Regions from separate parts of the Homo sapiens genome. Here regions 1, 3, 4, 5, 6 and 7 are each linked to region 2. A link is a contact called in ENCODE Hi-C or POLR2A ChIA-PET data. All regions are on one chromosome and are shown on one strand. Each heading gives the region's core, a stretch centred on a gene start or an enhancer-like site at or near the end of the contact. The rest is flanking DNA. Distances are from core to core; before and after follow the strand shown.

What was found. A loop is a pair of places that touch in the nucleus more often than their neighbours do. ChIA-PET counts read pairs that join two places held with the same protein, here RNA polymerase II (POLR2A). Pooled maps may share reads with other maps.
Region 1: a map of endothelial cell of umbilical vein shows a loop between it and region 2 (13-fold over the local background). The contact joins the promoter of ZNF398 here to the promoter of TPK1 in region 2. A Hi-C loop is called at or near these places in 1 of 168 maps with a recorded cell type or tissue (endothelial cell of umbilical vein) and 7 of 50 pooled maps. POLR2A ChIA-PET finds 5 or more read pairs at or near these places in 1 of 52 experiments (common myeloid progenitor, CD34-positive).
Region 3: a loop to region 2 is called in a map of natural killer cell, with 12 times the contacts of the local background. The contact joins the promoter of GHET1 here to the promoter of TPK1 in region 2. A Hi-C loop is called at or near these places in 1 of 168 maps with a recorded cell type or tissue (natural killer cell), 2 of 37 single-sample maps with no recorded cell type and 7 of 50 pooled maps.
Region 4: a loop to region 2 is called in a pooled map, with 12 times the contacts of the local background. The contact joins the promoter of PDIA4 here to the promoter of TPK1 in region 2. A Hi-C loop is called at or near these places in 9 of 50 pooled maps. POLR2A ChIA-PET finds 5 or more read pairs at or near these places in 2 of 52 experiments (A549 and common myeloid progenitor, CD34-positive).
Region 5: a map with no recorded cell type shows a loop between it and region 2 (15-fold over the local background). The contact joins the promoter of CUL1 here to the promoter of TPK1 in region 2. A Hi-C loop is called at or near these places in 3 of 37 single-sample maps with no recorded cell type and 15 of 50 pooled maps. POLR2A ChIA-PET finds 5 or more read pairs at or near these places in 1 of 52 experiments (CD4-positive, alpha-beta memory T cell).
Region 6: a map of naive thymus-derived CD4-positive, alpha-beta T cell shows a loop between it and region 2 (26-fold over the local background). The contact joins the promoter of SSBP1 here to the promoter of TPK1 in region 2. A Hi-C loop is called at or near these places in 1 of 168 maps with a recorded cell type or tissue (naive thymus-derived CD4-positive, alpha-beta T cell), 1 of 37 single-sample maps with no recorded cell type and 7 of 50 pooled maps.
Region 7: a loop to region 2 is called in a map of ascending aorta, with 8 times the contacts of the local background. The contact joins the promoter of MRPS33 here to the promoter of TPK1 in region 2. A Hi-C loop is called at or near these places in 1 of 168 maps with a recorded cell type or tissue (ascending aorta) and 8 of 50 pooled maps. POLR2A ChIA-PET finds 5 or more read pairs at or near these places in 2 of 52 experiments (CD8-positive, alpha-beta memory T cell and HCT116).

What each region holds. Positions count from the first base shown.
Region 1 is chr7:149,145,476-149,149,309 of GRCh38, reverse strand. ZNF398 (zinc finger protein 398) reads right to left here and starts at 1,857. Exons shown (of 6, transcript NM_170686.3): 1 at 1,544-1,857. The coding sequence starts at 1,567. LOC107986856 (a long non-coding RNA gene) reads left to right here and starts at 1,949. Exons shown (of 2, transcript XR_007060581.1): 1 at 1,949-2,327; 2 at 2,958-3,834. RefSeq lists silencers at 943-992, 1,133-1,282, 1,577-1,748, 1,413-2,052 and enhancers at 1,358-1,931, 2,363-2,412, 2,506-3,079, 3,080-3,653, 3,654-3,834.
Region 2 is chr7:144,834,803-144,838,454 of GRCh38, reverse strand. TPK1 (thiamin pyrophosphokinase 1) reads left to right here and starts at 2,402. Exons shown (of 9, transcript NM_022445.4): 1 at 2,402-2,488; 2 at 2,837-2,895. The coding sequence starts at 2,853. RefSeq lists an enhancer at 2,192-2,261 and a silencer at 2,562-2,661.
Region 3 is chr7:148,985,137-148,989,073 of GRCh38, reverse strand. GHET1 (gastric carcinoma proliferation enhancing transcript 1) reads right to left here and starts at 1,547. Exons shown (of 1, transcript NR_130107.1): 1 at 1-1,547. It also overlaps RNY1. RefSeq lists enhancers at 1,201-1,250, 1,571-1,620, 1,188-1,688 and a silencer at 1,831-1,900.
Region 4 is chr7:149,026,987-149,030,945 of GRCh38, reverse strand. It overlaps PDIA4 (protein disulfide isomerase family A member 4), which reads left to right and starts at 2,441. Exons shown (of 10, transcript NM_004911.5): 1 at 2,441-2,625. The coding sequence starts at 2,538. RefSeq lists silencers at 1,949-2,528, 2,599-2,668, 2,759-2,808 and enhancers at 2,133-2,726, 2,727-3,321.
Region 5 is chr7:148,696,949-148,700,795 of GRCh38, reverse strand. CUL1 (cullin 1) reads right to left here and starts at 1,893. Exons shown (of 22, transcript NM_003592.3): 1 at 1,767-1,893. RefSeq lists silencers at 889-988, 1,289-2,318, 2,979-3,038 and enhancers at 866-1,591, 2,659-2,708.
Region 6 is chr7:141,735,613-141,739,607 of GRCh38, reverse strand. It overlaps SSBP1 (single stranded DNA binding protein 1), which reads right to left and starts at 1,250. Exons shown (of 7, transcript NM_003143.3): 1 at 1,198-1,250; 2 at 418-484. The coding sequence starts at 441. WEE2-AS1 (WEE2 antisense RNA 1) reads left to right here and starts at 1,566. Exons shown (of 4, transcript NR_199841.1): 1 at 1,566-2,225. RefSeq lists an enhancer at 1,348-2,233.
Region 7 is chr7:141,012,719-141,016,391 of GRCh38, reverse strand. MRPS33 (mitochondrial ribosomal protein S33) reads left to right here and starts at 1,440. Exons shown (of 3, transcript NM_053035.3): 1 at 1,440-1,481. RefSeq lists enhancers at 912-1,111, 1,632-1,681, 1,144-1,789, 2,932-3,001 and a silencer at 1,259-1,567.

The DNA.
Region 1 (3,834 bases), core at 608-3,107, 4.3 Mb before region 2:
GTGAGCCCAGATGGCGCCACTGCACTCCAGCCTGAGGGACAGAGTGAGACTCCACCTCAAAAAATAAATAAATAAATAAATTGATGACATGTTGAAATAATATTTTGCATATATTGAGTTAGATATATAATTAAAATTAATTTCATCTATTTATTTTTTAACTTCTCAAAAATTTTTTTTATTTTAGAGACGCGGTGTGGACTGCCTCGAACTCCTGGACTCAAGTGATTCTTCCGCCTCAGCCCCCGGCCTAGCTGGGACTACAGGCGTGCACAACACAGCGCCTGGCTTTTTACTTTTTAAACGTGACGCCTAGAGAATTTAAGCAGGGGTGTCCAATCTTTTGGCTTCCCTGGGCCACACTGGAAGAACTGTCTTGGGTCACACATAAAATACTGATCATGATAGCTGATGAGCTAAAAAAAAAAAAAAAAAAAAAAAAAAAAGACAAAGAAAAAGGTCCGTGCATAAATCTCATGATGTTCTAGGAAAGTTTACGAATTTGTGTTGGGCCGCATTTAAAGCAGTCCTAGTCCGCATGCGGCCTGGGGGCCGCGGGTTGGACAAGCTTGATTTAGAGTTTTGTATGCGGCTTCCCTTATATTTCTATTAGCCAGGACTGGCACAACACAGGATCATCGCTACCATCCCACCTATACACAAAAAAAAAGGTTGGAAAAAAGAAAAACAGGTCCAAGAGTGGAGGTGGCACTTCCCTCTGCTCTACCCCCTACCCATCGCTGCTCTTCCTCCTTTTCCCAGTCACCCCTCATGTGCCAGGGTGGCTCCTGACCCAGTACAATTGCTCTCCTAGAGGTGACCAAAGACCTCTTGGGTGGCAAATGCGATCAGTGCTTTCCCCGCGGCCTGACCGTCCCCTTCTCATTCTACGGGGCTGCGTGCAGGCGCGGCCCGGTCGCCTCGGTCGCCCTGGCAACTGGCCGCTGCCGGCCCCCGCAGGCCTTGGCAAACACCCGCGAATGAACCGCCACGCACGCGAGGCCACTCCAGCCTCCGGGTCCGCACCATTCATTCGGCAGCTATTTCGGGAGGGCCTCCCGCGTGTCCCGAGTCCGGTGCCGGGAGCCCAGGCGTCACGCAGCGCGGCGGGAATGCGCCTCCGCACACTTAAATGCCGCCCGCGCCACCGCTCAGATTGCTGGTGACGAACGCTCCCGCGGCCGCGAGAATGGCTGACGGCTCCCCAGCCCAACCCCGCTGCGCGTCTGGCGGGCAGGCGTGGGGCTGACACGCAGCAGGCACCCCCTCGACTTCAACCCAACTGCAGGGCCCCGGGTCTCATAGCTGCCTGCGAGTGCCCCTCAGACCTGCGGCCCAGCCTGGTGTCCCCGGGTGGGCGGTTTCACACCCACCCGCTAAGTCCCCTCACGCGAGGCTGCAGCCGCCAAGCACGGGCGACAGGCGACGTGGCCGGCGGGACCCGAGAACGGCGCCTATGCCTGGCAGCTCCCTGCCCGCCCGCCTTCCTCCCTCGGGGTCTGGGTCTCGGGGGCTCACAACACTCGCGCGCGGCCGCCCTTACCGGGGCCGGGGCCGCCTCAGCCATGGCCCTGCGCTGTCTAGCCCGGGCCTCGGAAGTCGCCGCCGCTGCCGCCGCTGCCACCGCGCCCGGCTCCAAGCAGGCCCGGCCGCCGGGTCCTCTCCACAGGCGGCGCCGACCCGGCCCTGCCTTCCCCGCACGGACGGGACTCACGCGGCCGTCGGGGCTCGGGACGCGCAGGAACGCGGCGGAGGCGCGGTGCAGCAGGCGGCGGATCAAGCTGGGGTCGCGAGGCCGACTCCGCCGCACTCCACCCGCAGCGGCCCCTCAGCTGGCGCTTTGTGGGCAGCGAGTGCACCGGGAACCGCGCGGGCCTAGACGCGCCGCAGGCTCGCGCTGCCCAGCCACCGCGGCCAGCGCGCCCCCTGCCGGCCCCTGCGGCCAGCGCCCCCCGCGTCGCCTCCGCCCCTCCCCCCCAGCTCTTGGGCTTCGGTGTGGGGAGGGTTGTTATTTGGGGCCCACGTGTGTTCCGCTTTCTCACATTCCCACGAGAAGGTTCAGCTCACCGCAGTTTAGGACCCAGCCGCAAAGCCGGGCTCATTCTGGGGAGTGATTTTCTTCACGGAGGCTCGATACGCAGGCGCCGTCTGCAGGCAACAGCTTCTGCTGAAGGGCAGCCGTATTTAGAACAGCGGAAATGTGCAGGGTGAGAGTAAGGGGGACACGGCTGAAGGGAGCCTATGGGTGGAATGAGTGACGGAGAGGCACAATTTTGGAATGAAGAAGATATAGATCATTTGCGGAAATTACAAATGTGGTTGCCAAGGTGAGGCGGTTCAGGTCCCACGCGGCCTGTGTTGGGATCAATAATATTTTAAGGTCTCCTTCACATCTCGGATTATTGACTCTCCGGGGCCTGGTCTGGAAATAGGATTCTTAATTTTTGTTTATTTATTTATTTAGAGACGGAGTCTCACTCCGTCGCCCAGGCTGGAGTGCAGTGGCGGGATCTCGGCTCACTGCAACCGCCTTCCGGGTTCAACCGATTCTCCTGCCTTTGCCTCCCAAGTAGCTGGGATTACAGGCATGTACCACCATGCCCAGCTAATTTTTTTTTTTTTAAGTGGAGACGGGGTTTCACCATGTTGGCCAGGCTGGTCTGAAACTCCTGACCTCAAATGATCCACCCGCCTTGGCCTCCCAAAGTGCTAGGATTACAAGCGTGAGCCATTGCGCCCGGCCTTATTTATTGATTTATTTAGAGACAGTCTCCCTCTGTCGTCCAGGCTGGAGTGCAAGTGGCACAAACAAGGCTCACTGCAGCCTTAAACTGCTGGGCTCAAACGATCCTTCCCCTCAGCCTGCCCGAGCATCTTGGACTACAGGCGCAGCTACCAAGCCCGGCTAATGTTTTATTTATTTGTATTTATTTATTTACTTATTTATTTTTCTGTAGAGACAGGGTCTCGCTATGTTGCCCAAGCTGGAGGAAGTGGAATTCCTGAGAGCAGCAGAGATCGAGCTTGGGGTTACGGTTTGCTGCGTCTGAGCAAAAGGACCTGCGAGAACAGGCCGAGCGCAGTGGCTCACGCCTGTAATTCCAGCACTTTGGGAGGCCGAGGCGGGCAGATCACCTGAGTTCCAGACCAGCCTGGCCAACATGGTGAAACCCCGTCTCTACTAAAAAATACAAAAATTAGCCGGGCGTGGTGTCGTGCACCTGATATTCCAGCTGCTCCGGAGGCTGAGGCAAGAGAATCGCTGGAACCCAGGAGGCGGAGGTTGCAGTGAGCAGAGATGGCAGCACTGCACTCCACCCTGGGCGACAGAGCTAGACTCCATCTTAAAAAAAAAAAAAAAAAAAAAGGACCTGCGAGAACAAAGTGTTTTCTGGTGAGGTTGTGTTTTAAGTCAACAGAGTGTGTGTAACAGCAGTAGGTTCCTTGCCCAATGCACATAGCAAGTCTATATGCAGAGACACCAGGTTGCAGCAGAGAAAGAGGTCTAATCATAGGGCCACCTAAGGAGGAGACAGGAAGAAGCCTCACATCCATCTCTGCTAGGAATTTGGGAATTTGGGGTTAGAGTTTGTAAGGGTAATGGAGTTGACTGATTGGTGGGAGAGTGCTGGTGAAATCGTGGTACAAGGAGATGAAGAAACTACATTCTCATGCTCATCCCATTCCTCTGTGGGGGGTCTTCAAACTGGTTGAACTCAACTGTTTCACCGGAACTCGTGGTCTGAAAAACATCTTAAGCGATCCTTAAACAAAAGCCTTATGATTCTAATGTCAGAGATCCTGTCTACAGGAACAACAGGGATGCAAATCAAT
Region 2 (3,652 bases), core at 1,153-3,652:
ATTGTAGGAATATAAAATGGCCTAATTTCAATACTGTCGTGTCTTAGGGAATAGGGAGGCCCACGGGGAGAGAGAAACAGGAGAATGTACTGGTCCCGGGGCAGTAAGAAACACACAACATTGATCTATTAAGTTTGCCGTCTTATAAGGGCATGGCTGGTGGCACCCCAAAACAATGACAAGAGTAACATTAAGAATCACTAATCACAGATTGTAATGAATATATTAATGGAAATATTTGAAGTATTGTGAAAATTACCAAAATATGACGCAGAGACACGAAGCAGGTACACGCTTTCGGAAAAATGTTGCAGATAGACCTGCTTGATGCAGGCTTGCCACAAACTTTCAATTTGTAAAAGCGGTATCTGTAAAGCACAATAAAGCTAAACACAATAAAAGGAGGTATGCCTGTAATTCCTGGTATGAAGTACCATAATTCTCCATTTTTTTCCCATTATTTGTTAATTTATTTCACATTTACTGAACTTATCTTGGTGAGACACACTGTGTGGCTGGAGAAATAGCAGGGAAGGAAATAGACAAGGCTCCTGCCCTTAGAGAGCTAGCTCTCTAGTAGGGGGAGACAAATCATTAACAAGTAAACTGTGCTAGAGTGAGGATTCAAGGGCCAACAACTAAATTTTGGTCCTTGTTTTCCTGGAGCCTACATTTTAGGGTAATTAAATAAAATATAAAAGACCTCAACACTGACTGGAACATAATAATTGATCAGTAAGTGTAAATTTTTATTACTGCTTAAAAAATTGGTTACAATCTGCCATTGAATTCATTGTTCAAGATTTCGTTCTGAATATTGGTGATGTGTTTTTGCCATTTGACTACCTTCTATAATTTGCCTTGCCTGTTTATATCCTTGGTCATAATTTTTCTGGTTTGCCTTTTACTAATGGACATGTAGTTCTGAGGCAGAATAGGGTCTGGAGGCAGGGAATGTTAAGGCCGATTCATGCTGACTTCCTGGAACTAAATCAAATTGCAGTACTTCAGCAATGACAGGAAACATCCTCTCCATTTACACAGGGCTTATATCCAGTAAATGACTTTAAAATTTACTTCATCCTCTTCATTTACATAGGGCATAAGCCAAGTAACCAATGGAAACCTCTAGCTGGCATTTAAACCCCAGAACATTCTCTAACGGCACTCTTGAGCCCCTATCCTCGGGCGCTCCCAACCTATGGGGTGTACTTTCATCTTCAATAAATCTCTGTTTTTGCTTCATTCTTTCCTTGCTTTGTGCGTTTTGTCCAATTCTTTGTTCAAGACGCCAAGAACCTGGACACATCAACTGGTAACAGCTCTTCATAGGATAAACACATGGCAACCACTTGTCTATTACATGTGCAGATAGTTTCCTTGTACCCCAATTGTCTTTTAGGTTCATTAAGGTCATATTTAAACATGGACTTTTGAAATTTGTTGTAGCTAAACCCGTATATAAGCATTTAGGCTTCCTCCTTCTTTGGGTCTTTTCTTGTGGACTCCCATGCACATAGCTGTAAGCTTTTCCCCTGTTAAACTGTCTTAAGTCAATTTAACCTCTTAGGCCCAGGTGGAAACCTTAAGAGGGTAGAGGGAGATTAGGTTCGCTCACTATTGGAAAAGCCTGTATTGCAACAGTGACGCTCTGCAGCTGCAGATAGGTGGCTTAAAGTTTCTTCCAACAAAAACATTCTGTTTCCACAAAGCAAAGTAAGGAAAGCTCTTAACGGAGTGTTCCCTAAAGAAAGCTTTTTTTTTTTCTTTGAGATGGAGTCTCGCTTTGTCGCCCAGACTGGAGTGCACTGGTGTGATCTTGGCTCACTGCAACCTCCGGCCTCCCGGGTTCAAGCGATTCTCCTGCCTCGGCCTCCCGAGTAGCTGGGCCTACAGGCGCGCGCCACCATGCCCGGCTAATTTTTTGTATTTTTAGTAGAGACGAGGTTTCACCATGCTGGCCAGGCTGGTCTCGAACTTCTGACCTCATGATCCGTCCGCCTCGGCCTCCCAAACTGCTGGGATTACAGGCGTGAGTCACCGCACCCGGCCAGGAAGGAAAGCTTTTAACCCGACGGCTCAGGGAGGACACCGGTAGCAGGACTAGAAGCAGCACAGTGGAAAGTAAGTTTGGCTTGGAAGCTAGGTCAAGCATGGGTGATAGGGAATTCGCCACTTAGTTTGAAGCAAATGGCCTCCTTGTTAAAGCTGAGTGCAGAGGGCCCGGCAGCAGTACTACAGCTAGCAGAACCAGCCCAGAAAACGAAGCCTTGGAGACTTGAGGTGGGTAGTGCCGGACGCAGAGCACAGGGCGCGGCTCCCACTTGCCTCCGGCTCCCGGAAGCGGGCGGGGCCACCTCGCGTCCCGGGGGCTAAAACCTGCGAGCGAGGACCGCGCGCCAAGGCTCCTCAGCCGAGCGCCGAGCGGTCGATCGCCGTAGCTCCCGCAGCCTGCGATCTCCAGTCTGTGGCTCCTACCAGCCATTGTGTAAGTGCGACTGCTGCCGGGCGCGCGGGCCGCGGAAGGGGGCGGCCGCCTCTCGCTCCCCAGGTTCCCGGATGGTGATGGGTTCGCGGAGAGAGGCGGCAGGGGCAACCCCTCGGACCTCATAGCGGCCCGCGCGGCCGGTCTCCGGGGGCCCCCGCCCGCGGCGGTGCTGTAGGCGAGCCGTGGCGGGTCCCCAGCGCCGGGTGCTGCGCCGCAGCTCAGCTGGCTCCTGGGTCCCGGAGCGCGCCGCTGCCGAGTGCCAGGTTCAGGCGGCTCCCGTGCTGTTGGTTCTGCGCGATGTTTAATTAAAACTGAGAGTCTAACTTCACTTTTTTTTTTTTAATGCAGAGGCCAATAATCCGTTATGGAGCATGCCTTTACCCCGTTGGAGCCCCTGCTTTCCACTGGTACTGTATTTCTTTCCACGGTTTAGTGTCACTGACGTGCCCCTCCCCAGCGACGGGAACAGGTCGAAAGGACGGGGCTCTAGAGCCAGCGTGACTTCCAGCCTGGGTTCTGTCCCTGATTTCCTAGCTCTGTACCGCTAAGCATATCAGCCTCTCGCCGGTCTCATTTTCCTCATCTGAAAAATGAGCTTACGTATCAGTCCTTGCTGTGAGGACGAAATGACAAGATACAGTGTGTGTAGTCCGTGTGGAGCCCAGTAAGCGCTTCCCGGCTGTTGCGCCTCCACCAACAGCGCGAACAAATCTGGAACATAGCGGAACATTAGACATTGCAGGCATTAAGGACGGTCATCGTTGCCTGACCGTGATGCATTTTTAATCCATTGAAAGTGCCCCGAGCTTATCTAATAAAAGATTGGCAAATGATTATATCAAGTGTTTTAAATCTATATAACACTCAGGATATTTTATTCTTCTAAGATTTGAAATTACTGTGTAACCGAGTTCAGGCTGGGCTGCTCGCTGCTTGCAGAGCCAATCAACAAGGACGAAGGGCCCGGAAAGGAAAGTGACTACTTTCCAAAGCTAGCAATGGGGAAGTAGTCCAAGCTTCTGCCTTAACGAAACCATTTCAAATTTGGACAAAATGTAAGAGCTTATAAAGGGGCGCTTGGTATTGGGGCTCGGGGGCCCCAGTCTACGTGACTTGCTCAGATATTTATCTTGGGTTTTTGCCTCATCTGGTGAATGGGCTGGC
Region 3 (3,937 bases), core at 298-2,797, 4.2 Mb before region 2:
TGTGCCAGTAAACTCTATGTGGCTTCTCAGTTAATCTTCCCAACACCCTATAAGATAGATACTTCGATTATGACCATTTTCTAGATGGAGAAACTGAGGCTCAAGCAAGGTAAGTGACTTGACCAGAGATAGCTAGCTAGTAGCTGGTGAAAACTAGGACTCAAGCTGAGATAATGTGGCTGCAGCCCGTGCTGTTCATCTCTAATGCCTGCCGGATTCTCACTGCATATCATGACACCTATTGGGGCATCAGTCAATTTGATTAGTCAGCTTCAGTGTCTTCATTTGTGGGGTTGTTGGAAACAGATGAGACAGGATCTGGCTGAGAAACAGCCCCAGAAACCTCCTCTCCCAGAATGGCACCAACCCCCCTTCCCTGCCTCTGAGCCTGGCCACTGGGTGGACTTCCAGTCCACATAGTAGACTAGATCACCCCCAGTGCATGCAAAGGCAGAGTGAAAGGTATAAACAACTTAGTCAAATCAAGCTGTACAATGAAAAACAAAAGGAAATAAAACTATTCTGGCGCACACCTTTTTCTTATTAATTTCAAGTTGGCTGCCAATGTTTACCTGCTTTGTTCTTAAAATAATCCATTCTAGAATTTTGCTAGAGAGCAACATCGTTTAGAGATTGTCATTTATGAAACTCTCACTCTCATTTTCCCCTCTTTTGAAATTAGGACAACATCTACCCATGTCTAGTTTTCTGGGGTTATTCATTCTCCTCAATGGCATTCATTCATTCATTCACTCAACACATTTACATAGCACCTGCTGTGTCCCAGATACTGTGCTAGGTACCAGAAGGAGTCAAACATAGTCAATGATTCTGCTTTTCCATTGGCTTGGGGCATCCAGGAACACATTTTCTCAGGCTTGGAGATGTGAACTCCAATGGGCAGCTGCCTGCCCTTCCCCTCCCCTTGCCTGCACCTTTACAGTAAGGTCTACTCGCCGCTGCAGCAGGAAGATCCTCCATTAGGAGTAAAACAGAGCTGTGAATTCGGCTGCCCCAGGAACAGCCCGATCCTTGTTGCTCCAGACACATCCCTACTGTCTTTTTGCTGTTCTTTGCTTTCGGCATGAGTTTCAGGTCTTTCAGAGCTTTGCCTCTGACACTTTCACAGAAATCTTTTCCACCCGCCTTTTCTTAGTCATCTTTACTTCGGACTTCCTGCTTCTGCCTTTTGTCCCTGTAGATTCTGAAGTCCTCAGGAACAATCCAAGATCTTCTGGTGTTTCAGATGCTTCCCCTTCACGTTCCTTAGGTGGTGGTTTCTGTTCTATCAGTTGGGGTTTAAGGAGGAGGCAGGGATCTTGGGCAGTGGGAGAAGCACCTCTGTAGGGAGCTGACTGCCAAGATGGGAAAGTGTCAGCCTCCAGGTAGTGGCGCTTGCTGGGATTTACCGACGCTGGAAGCACAGACTTTATCTGTAGGGCTCACAGTTTCCTCCAGGTCCCACAGAGCTGTCCGGAGGGTCACACAGCAAACAGATAAAGGAGGCCAGCGCAGATTGGGCGGCTCTCTGGTACCTTGCGGTGGCTGAGCCACTCAAGACAAACCGGGGGAAAGACGCCCTGATGACGAAATGCTAATTTTGCATATCTCTTTCCCAGGATGCTTAGCAACACGTCTGATTCTTGTTATTCAGTACGTTTTTCCAGCTATTGATAAATAGATGTGCCAGGGAATTCTTAGAGTATATATATATCATTAATATTGTAAATATAGTCATCAGTAAACTGAAACCAGAATATCACTGTAAGGGGAAAATGAACAAATTTGGGGGCTTTAAATAGTTCAAACAGTAGGAGGACTTATTGGCTGGTCCGAAGGTAGTGAGTTATCTCAATTGATTGTTCACAGTCAGTTACAGATCGAACTCCTTGTTCTACTCTTTCCCCCCTTCTCACTACTGCACTTGACTAGTCTTTTACGAGAGTTTCCACTCTCCTGGCATCCCTCGTTTCTTGTTTTCATCTCAATTTTAAAATGTTGAAAGTCAGCATCATTAAATAAAGCATGGAATACAGGGGGAAAACGAAGTACTATTCTTTTCTTCCAGAAACAAACAGTAAATTTGGGAAAACCCATCACAGACAAGAAGGAAAAAGAAAACAAAAATCAAATAAATAGTAATAGATACTACGGACCAATTATTGGTAAAGATGGTATAGTATGTCCTAAGAGATCAAAGACAGGAAATGGGATGAGGGTGAATAGGGGTTTTTCTTTTTCTTGTACTTTTTCTTTTCTTTTCTTTCTTTTTTTTTTTTTTTTTTTTTTTTTTTGAGACAGGCTGGAGTCTCTGTCACCCAGGCTGGAGTGCAGTGGTGTGATCTCGGCTCACTGCAACCTCCGCCTCGTGGGTCCAAGCGATTATCTTGCCTTAGCCTCCTGAGTAGCTGGGACTATAGGCGCGCGCCACCACGCCTGGCTAATTTTTCTATTTTTGTAAAGACCGAAGTTTCGCCATGTTGGCCAGGCTGGTCTTGAACTCCTAACCTCAAGTGATCCTCCTGCCTCAACCTCCCAAAGTGCTGGGATTACAGGCGTGAGCCACCGCGCACGGCCAGGATTTTTTTAATGTTTTAATATCAGTAGGATTAAGGACTGGTATTTGATGATACAACACTCAATGGACAAAATTAAGAGGCATTTCAAAGTCGACAATCCAGTTAAGTTTTGAAGCTAAGAGATGTGAACATTTTCAGAGAGAAAGTATTTTGGAGGAAGACAAACCAAGTCCAAGAGTTTGAAAATAGAGAAGGCGGAAGAGGGCAGAGTACATTGCGGGATGCTCACCACGTGAGGCACCAGAGCCACTTTCTAATCCTGGTTCAGCCCTTAGGTTCTTATGTAGCCTTTAGAAAGCCACGCAGCTGCCTCCTCATCAGAAACAAAGGGTCATTACACTGATCTTCCTTCCCTCTTCGCTACATGGAAGTATACATTCCTAACAGCCTCGAGGCAAAGTGTTGTTTGATGAGATTGTGGTGGTGTTGCAGTACAGTGTGACTGCCACAAATGTGTATACAACAAAAGAATATTTAAATTTTTCTTATAGGTGAAAGTAACCCAAGGCACCTTGAGGGCACATGTGGGTTTCCCAAGAGCTTCCCTGTGGGGTTTTTTGTTTTTTTTTTTTCTTTCTGAGACGGAGTTTCGCTCTTGTTCCCCAGGCTGGAGCACAATGGCGCGATCTCGGCTCACTGCAACCTCCGCTTCCCAGGTTCAAGCGATTCTCCTGCCTCAGCCTCCCGAGTAGCTGGGATTACAGGCATGTGCCACCACGCCCAGCTAATTTTTTGTATTTTAGTGGAGACGGGGTTCCTCCATGTTGGTCAGGCTGGTCTCGAACTCCCGACCTCAGGTGGTCCGCCAACCTCGGGCTCCAAAGTGCTGGGAATACAGGCAAAAACCACCACACCCGGCCTTGAATTGTAATTCTCAGGTGTTGAGGGGGAACCTGGTGAGAGGTAACTGAATCAGGAAGTCAAGACTTAAGGGTCTCCTCAATCTAAGTCCCGAGGCTTTTCCCGTACAGCTAGCTTGCTGCTTCTTCAATAATAGATATGCCTTAATTACAGTGATTGTTCAAGCCAACTGATGTTGCTATGATCACGTACCAGCTATGAACACAGGACTGTCACTGTATCTCAGGAATAATGGCAATTAAATGATATTGCAAGAGAGTAACAGTCTATTGGCCATAGTCACCATTTGATATTTGCAAAGGAATACATTTGTATTGTGTTTTATAAGGTACAGGGTATTTTCATATGACCTATTTCATTTAATATTCTTTGCAGTCCAGTTAAATTAGTATGACAGACATTATCATTTTACAAATGAAGAAACTGAGGTTCTGAGAGAGATCACATAAGCAGCCGAGAGTCAGCCACTGAGTTCATTGCTTGCAGAGCCAGAATAA
Region 4 (3,959 bases), core at 1,192-3,691, 4.2 Mb before region 2:
CCCAGCATAATAGTGTTAAATCACAGCTCTGGGGATAAACCAGGGAGAAGTTCATTTACATGAATGAATTTCCAAACTAGGGTCCGTTTCTATGATTCTTTTTTTTTTTGAGATGGAGTCTCACTATGTCGCCCAGGCTGGAGTGCAGTGGCGCAATCCCAGCTCACTGCAACCTCCGCTTCCAGGGTTCAAGTGATTCTCCTGCCTCCTCAGCCTCCCAGGTGGCTGGGATTACAGGCACGCGCCACCATGCTCAGCTAATTTTGTATTTTTAGTAGAGACAGGATTTCACCACGTTGGCCAGGCTGATCTGGAACTCCCCACCTCTCATGATCCGCCTGCCTCAGTCTCCCAAAGTGCTGGGATTACAGGAGTGAGCCACTGTGCCCGGCCTCATATCTATGATTTGACAGACAGCCTCTCTACGCTTACAACAACCAACTGTGGAGATCTTGGATATAGTCATGGAAGTATCATTTCTCATCTCTCTCCATTCTGACCCTCAACACAGTGCTGTTTGTACCCATAACAAAATTGAGTGAAAAATTTAGGGATAAAGAGAAAGGAGCTTTCCAACTTGATAAAGTTCTGTTTTGTTGAATGAACTTCTATAGCTATACCCTAAATGCTTTCAAAAAGAACATTGTTACTTTAATGTCACAAGATATATGTGTGTTTATACACATATACAGACAGCACTTCAAGAGCCTTCTTCCTATCTTTGTATCAACAAAAGGCCAGTGAAATTGTGTTTCTCCCACCACTGAGCAAATGGGGTCCTCATTCCTCTCAGTTTAACAGTGTCATAGGAAACAAGAAGAAAGATGAGAACTCTGACTTGTCTTTTTGAAGAACAGGTCTATCTTTAACATGATATTAAGGCTGGGCACGGTGGCTCACACCTGTAATCCCAGCACTTTGGGAGGCCGAGGTGGGTGGATCACTTGAGGTCGGTCAGGAGTTTGAGACCAGCCAGGCCAACGTGGTGAAACCCTGTCTCTACTAAAAATATAAAAATTAGCAGGGAGTGGTGGCGGGCGCCTGTGGTCCCACCTACCCGGGAGGCTGAGACAGTAGAATCACTTGAACCCAGGAGGCGGAGGTTGCAGTGAGAGGAGATGGCGCCACTGCATTCCAGCTTGGGTGACAGAGCAAGACTCTTGTCTCAAAAAATAAAATAACATGATACCGAACTGTCTGGTGGCCCACATTCATAGCACTCTAATAAATCAGTGTGTACAGTTGCATAATGTTCTGCCCTACAAAATTGACCAGGAACCATCAGATTAATAGGCATTCAACAAAAAAATTAAGTATTTTTAATTGCTAAGGTCTGTGAGTTATCCCTTTTTTCTTCCTCACGTAATAATCTGCACACACGAGAAAATATTCCTGAACTTGAGTTTCTATTTTTTTTCTTTTCCCTATTTGCCTTCTCAAACTCCCAGGTGTTAAAAAAAAGTCTCAAACTTAATGCACATTACAGGCTTCTTTTCTGACATACAAAAATCGTCATCTTAACCTAGTTTTCTTCTCCAAAGTGGTCAAGAGGGAAAACCTCAAGCTTTTATTCAGATCTATGTAAACCACTAGATTGCCTATCTGGTATTTCCTTTTGCAGAAAATCACTAGAAAACTAAATAAGACGAGGCAAAGTTTAGACAAGAATCTGATGGCTTGTTTCTCCGAGATGCAACCTTGGAGAGAGGCTTCCCCAGATTCTAGTCTGGATTCACTTTACTGCATGCTCTTCCCCGCTCTCTAGCTCAATACTCCGGAGAGAAATGAAACTTTTATTTGCTCGAGCAGAAAAAGAAATTAAGAAGGCCACGAACATGCAGCGGACTTGGAGCCCCTTTCTAGCAACAAACAGGCTCGTGCTCCTCCGCCCGCGTTGGTCTCCAGCTTCCCAGAGCCCCGGCGGGTTGCGAGGACCGCCCTGCTCGCCACTGCTCCCCACCGCTCCGGTACCGACACGTGTTCTTACTGCCAAGTTCGGCCGCAGGATGCTGAGCCGAGCCCCGCCCCGCTCCACATTTCCCAGGCTCCGCCTCTCCTGCCCCGCCCCCGGCACCGATTGCCAATAGCGCCCCGAGGCGTAGCCAGGTCCCGCACTCCCCGTGCCCGGCCCGCCGCCTTTGTTCTCCCCCGCTCTCCCTCTTGGCCTGTGCGCTCCCGGCAAACCGAGTGGCAGCCGCTGATTGGTGGTTGTGGCGCAGCCAATCAGAAGGGGGCACCTCACGTTAGGGCTCGGAGTTTTAAACGCGCAGCCGAGGGCCGCGCGCAGGAGTAGGGAGGGCCTAGGGCGGCGGAGCCGACTCGTCGCGGCCGAGGCGCGCGCGGTCCGTGCCGGCGTCAGTCTGGGATTGGCCGGCCCGCGACTTCCTCCGCCCCCTGCCAATCGCCGGGGACGACTTCCGTGGGTTTTTCCGGCTCCCCCGCGTCGCTAAGGAGCGACGGGCTGTCGGCCAGACCCCGAGTTCTCGGTGCGCTCAGCGGCCGCCGACGCTAGGAGGCCGCGCTCCGCCCCCGCTACCATGAGGCCCCGGAAAGCCTTCCTGCTCCTGCTGCTCTTGGGGCTGGTGCAGCTGCTGGCCGTGGCGGGTGCCGAGGGCCCGGACGAGGGTGAGCGGCAAGCGCGCCGCGGGTCGGGCTGTGCTTGCGGGGGCTGCAGAGCTGTGCGGGGGCCTGGGCCCTGCGACCCCGGCGGGCGGGCTTCCGCGCGGTCAGCTCCAGAACTAGTGATGGGCGCCGAGCCCGGGGTAAACTTGGCGGAGTTGAAGGGGCGGGGGCGGTGGCTGTGGCAGTGGCAGGATCGATTTGGGGTTCCCGGGAGAGGAAGGTGGCCGGGGTCTCTTGGGCTCCGACGCCCTGGAAGACCCCTGTCACCCGAGGCTGGGAGAGGGCTGCAGAGCGCCTTTTTTGCAGCTGGGTCCTTCGCCTTAATTTACAGATTTTCGTCAGGTCCAGGCTAACTCCAGGCGAACGCGCCCAGGCAGTGGGAAGGGAGAGGGAGAGCCACTGGAGAGAAGGGGCGAGGGCGTGAAGAAACAAGTGCGAGTTCTTTGGAACAGCAAGCATTCCTTTTCAAAATGTGGTCTGTAGATTTGGAAATGATTAATCCATAGATTCTGGAGAAAGGGATGGCTTGGTTTGCACCTTTGAGAAACTAGAGATACCATTCCTTCTGCATTTAGCATTTACTGTGTGCCAGTCCCTGTACTGGGTTCTGGGAGGAAAAGATTGTGAGTGTGGTCCCTGCCCATGAAGCGCGTACTCCAGTAGGAATAGTAACAACTACTTCATGGTCCCTGCATTTTTCTTCGAAGTGAGCTAGCTGCAGACATAAGAACTCTGAAGATTAGGAAGTGCTAATTAAGGAAAAGTTGTTATTCCTAGAGAATAAGGCATCCAGGTACTGGTCTTTACCTTCTTCCTCTCTGCCCTTACTTTTAATCACTAGCTTTTTAACCTTCTGAGTTTGTTCTAATATAAATATACACTCTTTGATAATGTTAGTGTGTAGGGAAATCGTGAACTTTATACTCTTTCAAACAGATTGAGTAACTTCTGCGTGGGTCACTGATTCAAAAAGAGTCTTTGCCCAAATAGAAAAGGAAGTAAAAACCCACACTCGGCGAGAAAAACACCTGCCGAAAGGAATCCGATAGCGGGACTGCTTACAAATTGTGTCTTGAGACCTTTACCCAAATCATGTTTGTTTAAATAGTGTTTATTTAAATACAGATACCCAAAATACACTGAAGCAGAATGCAGGGGTGGGCCCCGGAATCTGCGTTTTAAGTCAGTTTTCCCTTGAGACATAGAATTAACTTCGGGAGGCACAGTGAAAGTTGAGGACCAGTGTGGGTGGAAGATGCTTTTTGGAACATAGCGGAAAAGCATATAGCACTGTCTTGGTTTTGATCCAGTGATTCTGTTTTTGGGGGGATTCTTGA
Region 5 (3,847 bases), core at 644-3,143, 3.9 Mb before region 2:
TGTTTTTTGACAAAATCGTTTTTAAAAGATGAAGCCAATGAGAAAAAAAGTTTAACATATTTAGAAAGCAATTCAGCCATCCCTCTCAAGCTTAAGGAACACTCTCCTGAAACCTCCAAAAATGGGCATTAATAGAGTTAAAGCGAGCCAGTCTTGTGTTTGCATGCTTTGGAATTTGAAATGTAACGCAACTATTTCGACTCACCATGGAAAACAACAAATAGAACCTTCAAGTAAAACATTTTTCAATATCCAAAAACAAACCTTCTTTAAACAAAGAAAAATCTCATCTCCAAATATCTTTTTCAAACAGAATGACTGGTTTTACATTTTAAACATCATTACATATTTTACTACGTAATACACTCTCCAGGATTTCAGAAAATCGGGTACATTTTCGGGTGCACCATGAAATGAAGTGTTAAACTTAAAACTGCACACACTTCTGCGAGGCGTTAAGCTATGCTTAGGTCCTAGAAGCTCATGGCTTGAAGTAAAAAAGGAATCTAGTTCCTCTTCTGCCGCTTCGTTAAGTGCATTCCAAAAAGTGTGATCGTTTACTCCACTCAGAACTTTTGACGATTTTAATGCTACTACAGGAAAGAGCAATTACACAGAGCAAACAAATATTTAAGTAGACTGCAATTCAGTATTTGCGCACTTACCACTAACCCCTACTACGAACCAGAAGCAACCAAGAGTGACCCAATCGGAAAAGAGAATCCTCTTTTTGGCAAAGCCAGCCAGGGAGAAAACCCTAACTTTGGGGATTCATTTCAAGGAATGTCTACAAGCATTCCTCTCTTTCTTATCTTATGTCTGCGCTACACAATACTGCACGGGTGGCAGAAACGGGGGTCTTTCAGATCTTAAGGGAAAAAAAAGCGACGACCCCCGAGTCTGGGGACCCCAAGTCCCAGCGGCCTGGCGGGCGCACGGCTACCCTCAGGGTCAGGGCGCGCGCTCCCGTTGGGACCGGGGGCGCGCCGAGGCCGCAGCGCAGGGCCCGGCCCGACTAGCGAGCGATAGGCGGGCGCCGGGGGGCTCTGTCCGGTTCGGCCGCCGGGCTAGCATCCCTGCGCGCATGCCCCGGCCCGCTCTCCCAGGAGAACGGGGCAAAAGGGCGACTGTTACCCAATAATAGCGCCCTGCACGTTCGCAACAATGCAGGCGGGGAACCCGAGAGCCGCGGGCAGGGAACCGGAAAGCGAGAGAGCCCGGCTCCGCGGCTGCTCCTGCGCTTGAGCCCAGAGCTCACAGGGGAACACGCGTCGGCCGGAAAGCAGCGCCGGGAAGAAGCGTGGGCGCGAGGGGGCAAGGGCACGGGTCCCGGCGTCCCGCGGAGGTCGCCTCACCAGGCGAGGCGCGGACGCCCGAGCCGCCCCGGGCCACACGTCGGCCCACCCTCCGAGAACCCAGCCCGGTCGCGGCGGGGAAAGGGGCCGGCGCCACCAGGCCGCCGCCTCCAGGCGCGATGAATCGTGCTTTTTCCCAGTGCGTAGTCCAGGCCTGGCCGCCCCGGCCCGTCCGGGGTGACTCAGGGCCCGGCCCCGCTCGCTCCTCTGCCACCTTCGGCGTCCTCCGCCCACGAGTCCCCCGGCCCGGCCGCCATTCTGCCCGGCCGCGTTTCGGCGGCTCAGGCCTCGCCAGGCGCCTGGTTTCGGCCGTCGCGGCCCGAGTCACTGCGACACCGCGGCTCGGGGCCGGGCCTGCGCCGCCGCCGCCGCCGCCACCTCCTCTCGGCCCCGGCGGCTGCCGACACTCACCCGCATCTCTGTGGTGCCCCAAAGGCTCCCGCGACGCCTCCGCCTGGTCCCTGGGCCTGGGCCCCGGCGAAAGCCCCGTCCCGCCAAGGTCTAGCTGCGTCCCTCAGCTACCGGGGCTGCCCCGCCTGGAGCTGCGTGCGACACGGCGCCCGCCTCCTCCTCCTCCCCTGCCCGCCCGGCCCTCCTCCTCCCGCCGCCGCCGCCTGCACCACGCAACCTCCGCCCTCTCGCCTTCCCTGCGCGGCTCCCCGCCCTCTCGGCCTCACCGGCTCCGGCGACCGCGGGGGAGAAGCTGTTGGGGGAGGGCCGGAACGCACCGCCATCGGCGTCCGGGGCGGGGGAGCCGGGAAACCGTCGTCGCCATCGCCCCGCCAGCCCGAGGCGCGGGAGGGGCCCGGAAAGCTCCCTCCCGCCCGCTCGCCGCTGCCGGCGGCCCCGGGGGCGCCCCTTCCGCGGCCGAGGCCCCCGCTCGCGTGGGGAAGCTTCTACCTGCGAGCCTGCGGCCCCTGCCCCCGGCACCCGAGACATCCCCGACCCGGCGCGCCGGATTCTCTGCCAGGTTTTACAGCCTCCCTCGCCTTGGGACCGCCGCGGAGGACCCGTTCCCGCCACTTCGGACCTCGCGAGCGGGGCTGAGCTGCTTGGGTCGGGGACACCACCAGCCTCTGGAGAAACGGCCCGAAGCACCCCGAAGAAGAGGGGGTCCCAGTCCCCTGCCCCTCCCTTGTGCGCACCCCCACCCCCAGCTTGCCTGGAACCTGACTCCACACCTTTGTCGACCGGGACAGGGACTGGGGGTTGCACCCCAGATCAGAAAGTCAGAGGTGGCCCTCCGAATCGGCGCGGACTTCCGAGGAACCTCAGCCAATTCTCGACCCCCTTACCACCTGCAAGGCCTTAGGAATCGGCTCCAGAAAGCTCGAGCTTATCTGCGTGTTTCGTTTTAAAAATCACTTCTAAGATAAAACCTAACTAGGCTTTCCCCTTCAGACTTTCAGTAACTCCTGTTTGGCAAATTTTGACATTCACTCTATCCTTCGTCTTTGTAAGGACATATCAAGACTTAGAAGGCTTTGATTACACATACGGATGGCATGAGTCGTGATATAAAATAGTATTGTTTTCACGTGTACTTCGAAGTCATCTCATTTGAAATTAACTGTCATAATTGACTATTTGGAATATTCAACCTAAATACTACCCGCTGCTGTGGTGACGGGGGGTGGAGGAAGCGTGGTGGAACCCCAACACCTAGTGAGGGGTGGCTGATTAATACCACGGCTCACAACATAACAGAGCGGCTCATTCCATGAACAACCCCGGGGGGATTTCGAATTCTATCATCTGGGCAAAAGATGTGATGAGTGTAACTTCCTGTTTTCTCCAAACTAAAACACTACGCAGATTCCTGTACCGCTCTGGGACAGAAATCCTCAGCCAGAGCAGAGGCCGTCCCCAGAGTCCACACTGTTTCCTGCATAAAGTGGGTTATCTCAGAAGAAACATCCCACTGGTCTGTGTGATCCTTCTATTGAAATGTGGTCTTTTATCTACATCTAAGTATCTCTAGAAGTAATGCGTTTGTATGTACTTGTCACTCAGATATGTAATCCCTTAATTTGTGCGGGGTTTTGGGGTGTGAAAAATTCTTGGTTTATATCCTACACTTTTAAATAACCTCGTCAAAACTTACATGTATTTAACACCTTTTTTTGTGAGCACATGGTAAGGTTGGAAGTAAAAATGGAAGGTTTATCCCTGTGGCCCATGTTTTCCAGTGTACCTATGTGGGGTTTTAAAAAAATGTCCCAATTTCTTCCTTTTACTGGAGACTGCGTTTTTTAGACAACAGCTTATCTTCCTATTCCCTAACCAGTCTTCTCCAATCTTACCATTCAATATAGCCTCCTTTTCTGTGACTTCCTCCAGCTGAATAGAAGGGCTGAGTGGGTCAACCTTCCCTGTATTGTTTGTTTCCTCCACCCTCTCTTTTTCCTTAATAGCAGTATTTGGTCCACCCACACCACCCTCTCTCTTCTCACTGCCTCCATTCCTGGTTCTTAACTCCTTTCTATTCTTTA
Region 6 (3,995 bases), core at 1-2,500, 3.1 Mb after region 2:
TGAGATGCTCTCTTCAGTGTGGAAAGATGGGGGAAGAGGAACGTTTAGCAACACAGGAGGTAGATGGTCAAAAAAGCAACTACATGCCTTAAGAAAAAAGTTGGAACAATGATTCCTACAGTCTTTAGGTCACTAAAGACCTTTAATGTCCTCTCACTGGTTAAATTCAAGCAACACACACACATTTTAAAAATTAATGATTCCTATTACGTGTGAATAAACCTGAACTTTTTTTTTGTTTTAGTGAACATAATTTACACTGGCAAAATCGTCCCCAATCCTCCATATCAAATGAGTATAGAGGTGGGTGGGTGAGCTCAAAGGTCTTTTGCCCCTGTAGTTAAAAGCCTAAAGAAGTCTTCTGATCACTGTGGCTGATAGTAATACATCTCAGTATTAATACAGACAAGTGACTACCTGTAATACAGGTCTTCGAAACATGGCTTCTATTTTCTTTTCTTACAGTCTAATCTTTAGGCTTTTCCTGAAGGAAAAAAACAAAATAAGAAAAAAACATTACCTCTTATGGCAAAAGTACAACTCACCAGTCCTAAATTCCTAACTATATTCATAATTTTTATGCACTCCAATTTTGTGACCACAACGTACCAACATTCCTGCACATCTGATGAGGATTCCTTCCTCCCTCCCAAATAAACTCACACCTGTATGTCTTTTTGGTCCCAAATAACTTCCTCTTCCTCCAACCCATCGACAAAATTTTGATTCTGAGTTAATCCCACTTCCAATCCACTGTCTTCTCAAATTTCATTACTATGCAAGCTCCCTTAGAGCAGAGATTTGTATCTGCTTTATTCACTGCCATTTTCTAAACTTCTAAAAAAGTTCTTAATGCATAGTAAGGCCTCCATAAATATTAGCATCACCAAGGGACTTATATCTGAAACCTGTTACTGAAAAATTACTGCCTTCATCTCCGTTAACAAAGACCAAGCAGCGTAGAGACCCCCGGGCTAGCCAGCCACACCATAGGGAGAGGTGGACACCCTTTACCGAAGATGGCGCCACCACCTGAAAACCGAGGAGAACTGGAAGGAAATCACGCGGTCCTCCGCACGACTGATGAAAGGGCCAGACACCTACACAGAAACACCTCCCGACCCACGCAGGATCACGCGCAGCCAAAACACACGACTCCAGCACTTCCTTCGCGCTGGCTATCCCTTCCTCCCTCACCTGACGATCTAACCCGAGCAGCCCAGCCACGCAGGGGATCACTTCCGGCGCACAGGGAACGCAAAGCTCGCCAGAGGAAAAAGGAAACAGAAACTCCGCAACTTGCGCCTTGGAAATACTGCCGGCTAGCGCTGCGGGAAACGGCTCCCCTTAACTCTGAAGTTCCGCGATCTTCTCTTTGTGCGCGGGCGGATGGATCAACGCCGCCAAGTGGTGAGTTTGGAAGGTTTCAAGTTTAGAAGGTTTCAAGTTTAGAAGGTTTCAAGTTTGGAAAGAAATGAAATTATGTGATGAGGTTTCTAACTGGGCCCAGGAGGGGGCGAGGTAGGCAAAACAGAGACTAGCTCTGCCTGGAGGGAAAAAAAAGCAACATTTGTGACCAGCCTAGGCGACATAGTGAGACCTGTCTCTACAAAAAATATATAATTAGCTGGGCGTGGTGGCGCGCGCCTGTGGTCCAAGCTTCTCCGGAGGCTGAGGTCGGGGGATCGCCTGAGCCCTGGAGGTCGTTGCTGCATTGAGCCGTGAACGCACCACTGCATTCCAGCCTGGGCAACAGAGCGAACTCTATCTCAAAACAAAACAAAACAAAACAAGAAAAAGAAAAAAAGAAGAAAATTAAAAAAAAAAAGAAAGAAAAAGAACGTCCCAGGTCTGTTGAAGCACTAAGAAAAGCAGAAAAAGAAAGGGGAGCCAGGGAAGGGCTGGCAGGCTGTGCAATTTAAGGGAGCACCAGAAAAACTGGCAATCAAATAATATATTAATGTAATATTTTAAAAAGTAAAAATTAATGCAGGAAATCCGGGAGGAACAAAATAAGAGTCATGTGTACCTTAACAACAGGGTAAGGTCTGAGGATTGCGTCATTAGGCGATTTTGTTGCTGTACGAACACCACAGAATGTACTTTGACGACCTAGATGGTGGAGCCTGGACACACCTCGGCTCTGTGGTGTGGCCTGCTGCTTCCAGGCTGCAAACCTGACAGCATGGGGCTGTACTGAATACCGCAGACCATTGTAATTCATGGTAAGTATCTGTGTGTCTAAACATATGTAAACATGGAAAAGGTACAGTACAAATGCGGTATAAAAGATAAAAATGGCACACCTGTATGGGGCGCTTACCATGAATGGAGCTTGCGGAACTGGAAGTTGCTGTGGGTGAGTAAATGAGTGAGTGGTGGCCCAACATGAAGGTCTAGGACATTATTGTACCCACTAAACACTTCATAAACACTGTACACTTAGGCTACACTCAGTTTATAAAAAATACTTTTCTTCCTTTAATAAACTTTCACTCACTATAACTTTATAAATCTTCCAAATTTTTTTACGTTTTAACTGTTTTGTAATAACAATTAGCTTAAAACACACACTGTACCACTGTACAAAAATATTTTTCTTATATCCTTATTCTACAAGCTTTTTTCTACCTTTGCTTTTTTTCTTTTTTTTTTTAACTTTTTAGCCATTTTTTAAAAAAACTAAGACATAAACACACACATTAGCCTAGGCCTACACAGGGTCATTATGATCAATCTCAGCCTTCCACTTCCACATCTTGTCCCACTGGAAGGTTTTCAGAAGCAGTGACACACAGGGAGCTGTCATCTCCTATAACAGTGTCTTCTTCTGGAATCCCTCCTGAAGGACCTGCCTGAGGCTGTTTTACAGTTAACTTTTAAAAAATAAGTTAAATAATAATATAATAAAAAGTATAGTAAATACATAAACCAGTGACATAGTCATTATTAATATCAAGTAACACATGAGTAATACATTGCATTCTGATGTTTTAGCAGGTATGATGTCACTAGACGATAGGAATTTTTCAACTCCATTGTAATCTTATGGGACCACCTTTGTATATGCACTGTTGTATATGCAGTCTTTTTCCAAAACATCATTATGAAGTGCATGACTGTATTAAAATTTTAACTGAATACAGGATCCAAGCCAGACTGGAGCCTGAGGCACAAGGAAGAATATGCACCCCTGTGTATATGTGTACTTATGTATTTTTAAAAATTGGGGCTAGGAAGGTTAGTGGGGGGCTGGAGGGAAGGTGGGGATGGTTAATGGGTACAAAAAAATAGAACGAATAAGACCTACTATTTTCGATGGCACAATAGGTTGACTATAGTCAATAATTACTTAACTGTACATTTTAAAATAAGAGTGTTATTGGATTGTGTGTAACTCAAAGGATAAATTAAGATGATACCCCATCCCCCATGATGTGCTTATTTGACGTTGCATACCTGTATCAAAATATCTCATGTACTCCATAAATATATACACTTCCTTTGAACCCACAAAAATTAAAAATAAAGACAAAAACAAAAAAAAATGTTTAATTAAAAAAATTTTGGCCAGGTCCAGTAGCTCATGTTTGTAATCCCAGCACTTTGGGAGGTTGAGGGGGTGGATCACTTGAGCCCAGGAGTTCAAGATCAGCTTGAGCAACATGGCAAAACCCTGTCTCTGTAAAAAATACAAAAATTAGCCAGGCAGCCGGGCGCCGTGGCTCACGCCCATAATCCCAGCACTTTGGGAGGCCAAGGCGGGCCGATCACGAGGTCAGGAGATCGAGACCATCCCGGCTAACACGGTGAAACCCCGTCTCTACCTAAAAATACAAAAAATTAGCTGGGCGTGGTAGTGGGTGCCTGTAGTCCCAACTACTAGGGAGGCTGAGGCAGGAGAATGTCGAGAGCCCGGGAGACGGAGCTTGCAGTGAGCTGAGATCGTGCCCCTGCACTCCAGCCTGGGCAACAGTGCGAGACTCCGTCTCAAA
Region 7 (3,673 bases), core at 191-2,690, 3.8 Mb after region 2:
CAAGTTTGTGGTATTTTATTATAGCAGCCTCAGGAAACTAATATGAACCCCCATGAAATTGACTTAATAAAAGTGATAGTGCAAAGTACCTAAACAGTCACCTGAAACTCTATATACCTAGCTATGTTTCAAGAAAGATTTATGGTAGCTTATAGTAATTCACAAAACATTGATAACACCAATAATTCATACGTGAAAAGGAAAAAACAGGAAGGATATACAAAACGAAGCCAACAAGGTTTATGCAAAAAATATATATATGTGTGTGTATATATATATATACACACACATATATATAGCTCTTGCCTCGAGCCAATTAAAATTTGGCTTTAAACCAGCAGCTTACACGTAAAGGAAGTCTTCTTGTTTATATGATTCAGTGGCCATTACATAAAAACAAGCCAACTCCACAGAAACAAGTACAAAAGACAAGACGAAATTTCTCCCAGGAGTTTCGCTCCTTAGGACTTCTTTTCTGGACTGTAGCCATGTATAGGATACTCATTACCCCTTTGTAAACTTAAATGTAGTCACTAGACCCAACTTTATAAGGCTGTTTACTATATCATATAAGGCTGATAACATGTCAAAACTTAACTTGATAAAAGCAAATCCTATAGCATAGATTGATTAGACGTCAAATTCTAACTTAAAAGTAAATTCTGTAGGAGGAAAGAGGGTGTAAATACAATACCCACTAGGTAGGCAACTCACTACCGATATTAATTCCAGGGTACATTTTGAAATATTTATAAAATGCCTTGAACGATACTCAGAAAACGAGTACAGTTTCCTCACCCAAACTATCAAACATTGAGTAAGTGCTGCATACAATGCCTATGGGATGTGGCTTGCTTGAAAACAGATTTAGTATGGGGTGAAATACTCACAATGCTTTCTACTATCTGCCCAGCGAGGTCTAAGATAACTACTGAGGAGACAAACGTTCCATCCCCTACTCCCTGAAGAAGCTCCTGGGTCAATGGGGGAAAGCGCTCCTAACCCAGTAGCAAGGAAGGCTTGCAGCTAGGGATCCTAATTAACTATTAGAAGATGAGCAGATAGATGGAAGGGGAGGGGGATGGCGCCGCAAGTCGGTCAGAAAGACCACACGGCACACGCATCGCCATTGCTTCAGAGCTTTTGGAGGCAGGTCTGTAGCCATTCCCACCAAAACATACTACCGAACCGTGCATGCCCTTCCAGGAGAGCCAGACCTTTCTAACTCTCCCCAGCCCACCACCTCCCCGGGTCCTCCGCACAGGCGGCGGCGCTAGCCTTACTGCGCAGGCGCCAGGTACACCTCGGAGGCCTCAGGAGGGGGAGCCAGTAACTCCGGGTCGTTCACTAGGGCTCCGCTCTAGCTGCCAAGCTTCCGTTTCTCTACTGCTCCCCGTAATAGTTGCCTGCGCGAGCTTGGAGCCGGGTAGAGGGCGGGCCTTCCGGGACGAGGGCGCGTGGGTGAGGAAGGTCAGGTCTAGGTAAGGCTGTCGGTGACTTTGGGGGTCTGCAGCAAGGGGCGATGGCTGCGAAGTCTACGGGGGTCTCCAACCTTGTAGAGTCGCCAGGAATAGGGCGAATCCACTTCATTAGTGACCAGCTCGGGCGGTTCACGTGCATCACACAAATAACTTGGCCTTTTTCTGCCTCAGTTGGGGGATTTCTTAAACGTAGAATACCCGCGTTTCCGCTGCCGTAATTTCCTCTCAGGCGCAATTACTCTCTTCCATATTGGTTAACAGTAGAAGGCTCAGTTTCTCTGCTCATCACACGGCCTTCGGCACTGTAGCTTTGGGTGGTGGGCTGCAGATTAATTTTGTAACCACCTTAAGAAAAATACGGTAAGGTGATATTTAAGAAAAATATTTGCGAAATGCGCTCCCGAGTCAAACATCGGTTGACTTGACAATACTACAGTTTCCATCACAGTCAGGCATGATCGAGTCAGGTGGAGGGAGTTGAAGATTGTTCTTGATGAACTGAATGCAGCTAATACATTTTCAGTGCCGTTGATGCCTCTATGACTCCGTAAAATAATCGGTACCGGGTTTTTTTGTTTTTAAGCATTCTGTTGAGATTGTTTTTATGTTTAGATTGTTTCTATGACAACGTGTGTACACTGTATGTGAATTCCTTGGATCCTGATGGTTATTAGGGTGGGCACTGTGCCGTGAATTTTGCATATTAGCTTCACATCGCAGATAGTATGACTGTCCTCGTGTAGTCGATGAGAGAACCTGGCAGAGAATAAGCACCATTACAAAAACGACGTGGCCATTAAAAGGCAGAGGCGAGATTCCAACCAGCTTTTTTATTCTGCAGCTGGTGCGTTCTGCTAACCAATGGTTTTTGGGAAACTGGAGAAAGCTCTCTCCCAGAACAATTTACACACACACATACATACACATATCGGCATACAGATGTACACTTCCACTGTTTTCAAAACGCTGAAGCACATCCCGGTTAAGAACTCTTGCACTTCATCTTTACCTTTCAAAGAGAAAAGGCAAACCTAATACAAAGCCACTTATTGAAATAATCTTTTAAATGCATCAGACCTATCAAAAAGATCAAAGAAGTTTGCCCTGTTATGCCAAAGTAAAAATATGGGAATTTTCTTCTCATGTGGGCTTAATTTGTTTTGCTCAGCACATTTGAGTAATTTGTTTTTGCTTAGCATTTTCAGCTCCAGTTAACTTTTTTCATGAGAGTACAGTTTTCTTTAGTTCACATTTAAAGAAAGGTAACACTTAAAGTGACTTGTACTCCCCGAGAATGGTTTCATGTGAATCAAAATGTAATTGACATGCACGTTGTAAGAAAAGCTCCCGTGTTATTCTTCGTGAGAGACATGTGTCTGTGCACTGTGGAAGGAAACAACAAAGCAGTGTCATTGGTAATTGTTAAAACCACTTTCAGTTTCCTCCTGTTTAGCAAGTGGGCCTTTGTTTCTAGTAAGGGATTCAGGTTTGAAAAGGCTTATTCCCTTTCTCTGTCATAAAACTTTAGGACTTGGATTTTATGATATAACCATGTTCCAGCCTATTCTAGTGTGACCTTTTTACTTACAAGTTATGTATCCCAGTAATTTGCCACATTCCAAAATGGGCATGGACATAACAGCAGCATCCTGTGATGGCTTCAGTGACTACTGTCCTACTGAGTCCCTTCCTCCTCCTGGCTATCTTGTCAAGTTATCAAGGTGCTGGTCCTCTCCCTATGTTTCTCTGGCTGTCAGTCTTTGTAAATGAGGTCATCATTCCAGGGAGGCACAAAGTTTTTACTATATGGAGTATCTATCTGTCTGTCTCTCTCTCTTTTTTTTTTTTTCTTAAACATGATTAAGAACAAGGAATAAACAAATGTGTCTATGTAGAATATATGAAAACCAAACTTACAGATCTGGGCTCGTTCTTTTTTGTAAGTTACCATTTACTACTCAGTGCCACTGTTACTCATTTTCGCACTAGTCATGCAAGCTTTGTTTTCAGAAAAGGAGACTCAGAGAAGATGAGTAACTGTTCACAATAACCCAAGGATTAAGTGACAGAGCCAGTAGTCAAACCTAGGCCTCAGGAATCCCTGTTGCCTCTTCATTGACAAATAAAGGGACTTGGAATTCAGAACAGATTTTCCTGAAAACACTGTAACAAACTGATAGTTCCCATACCAG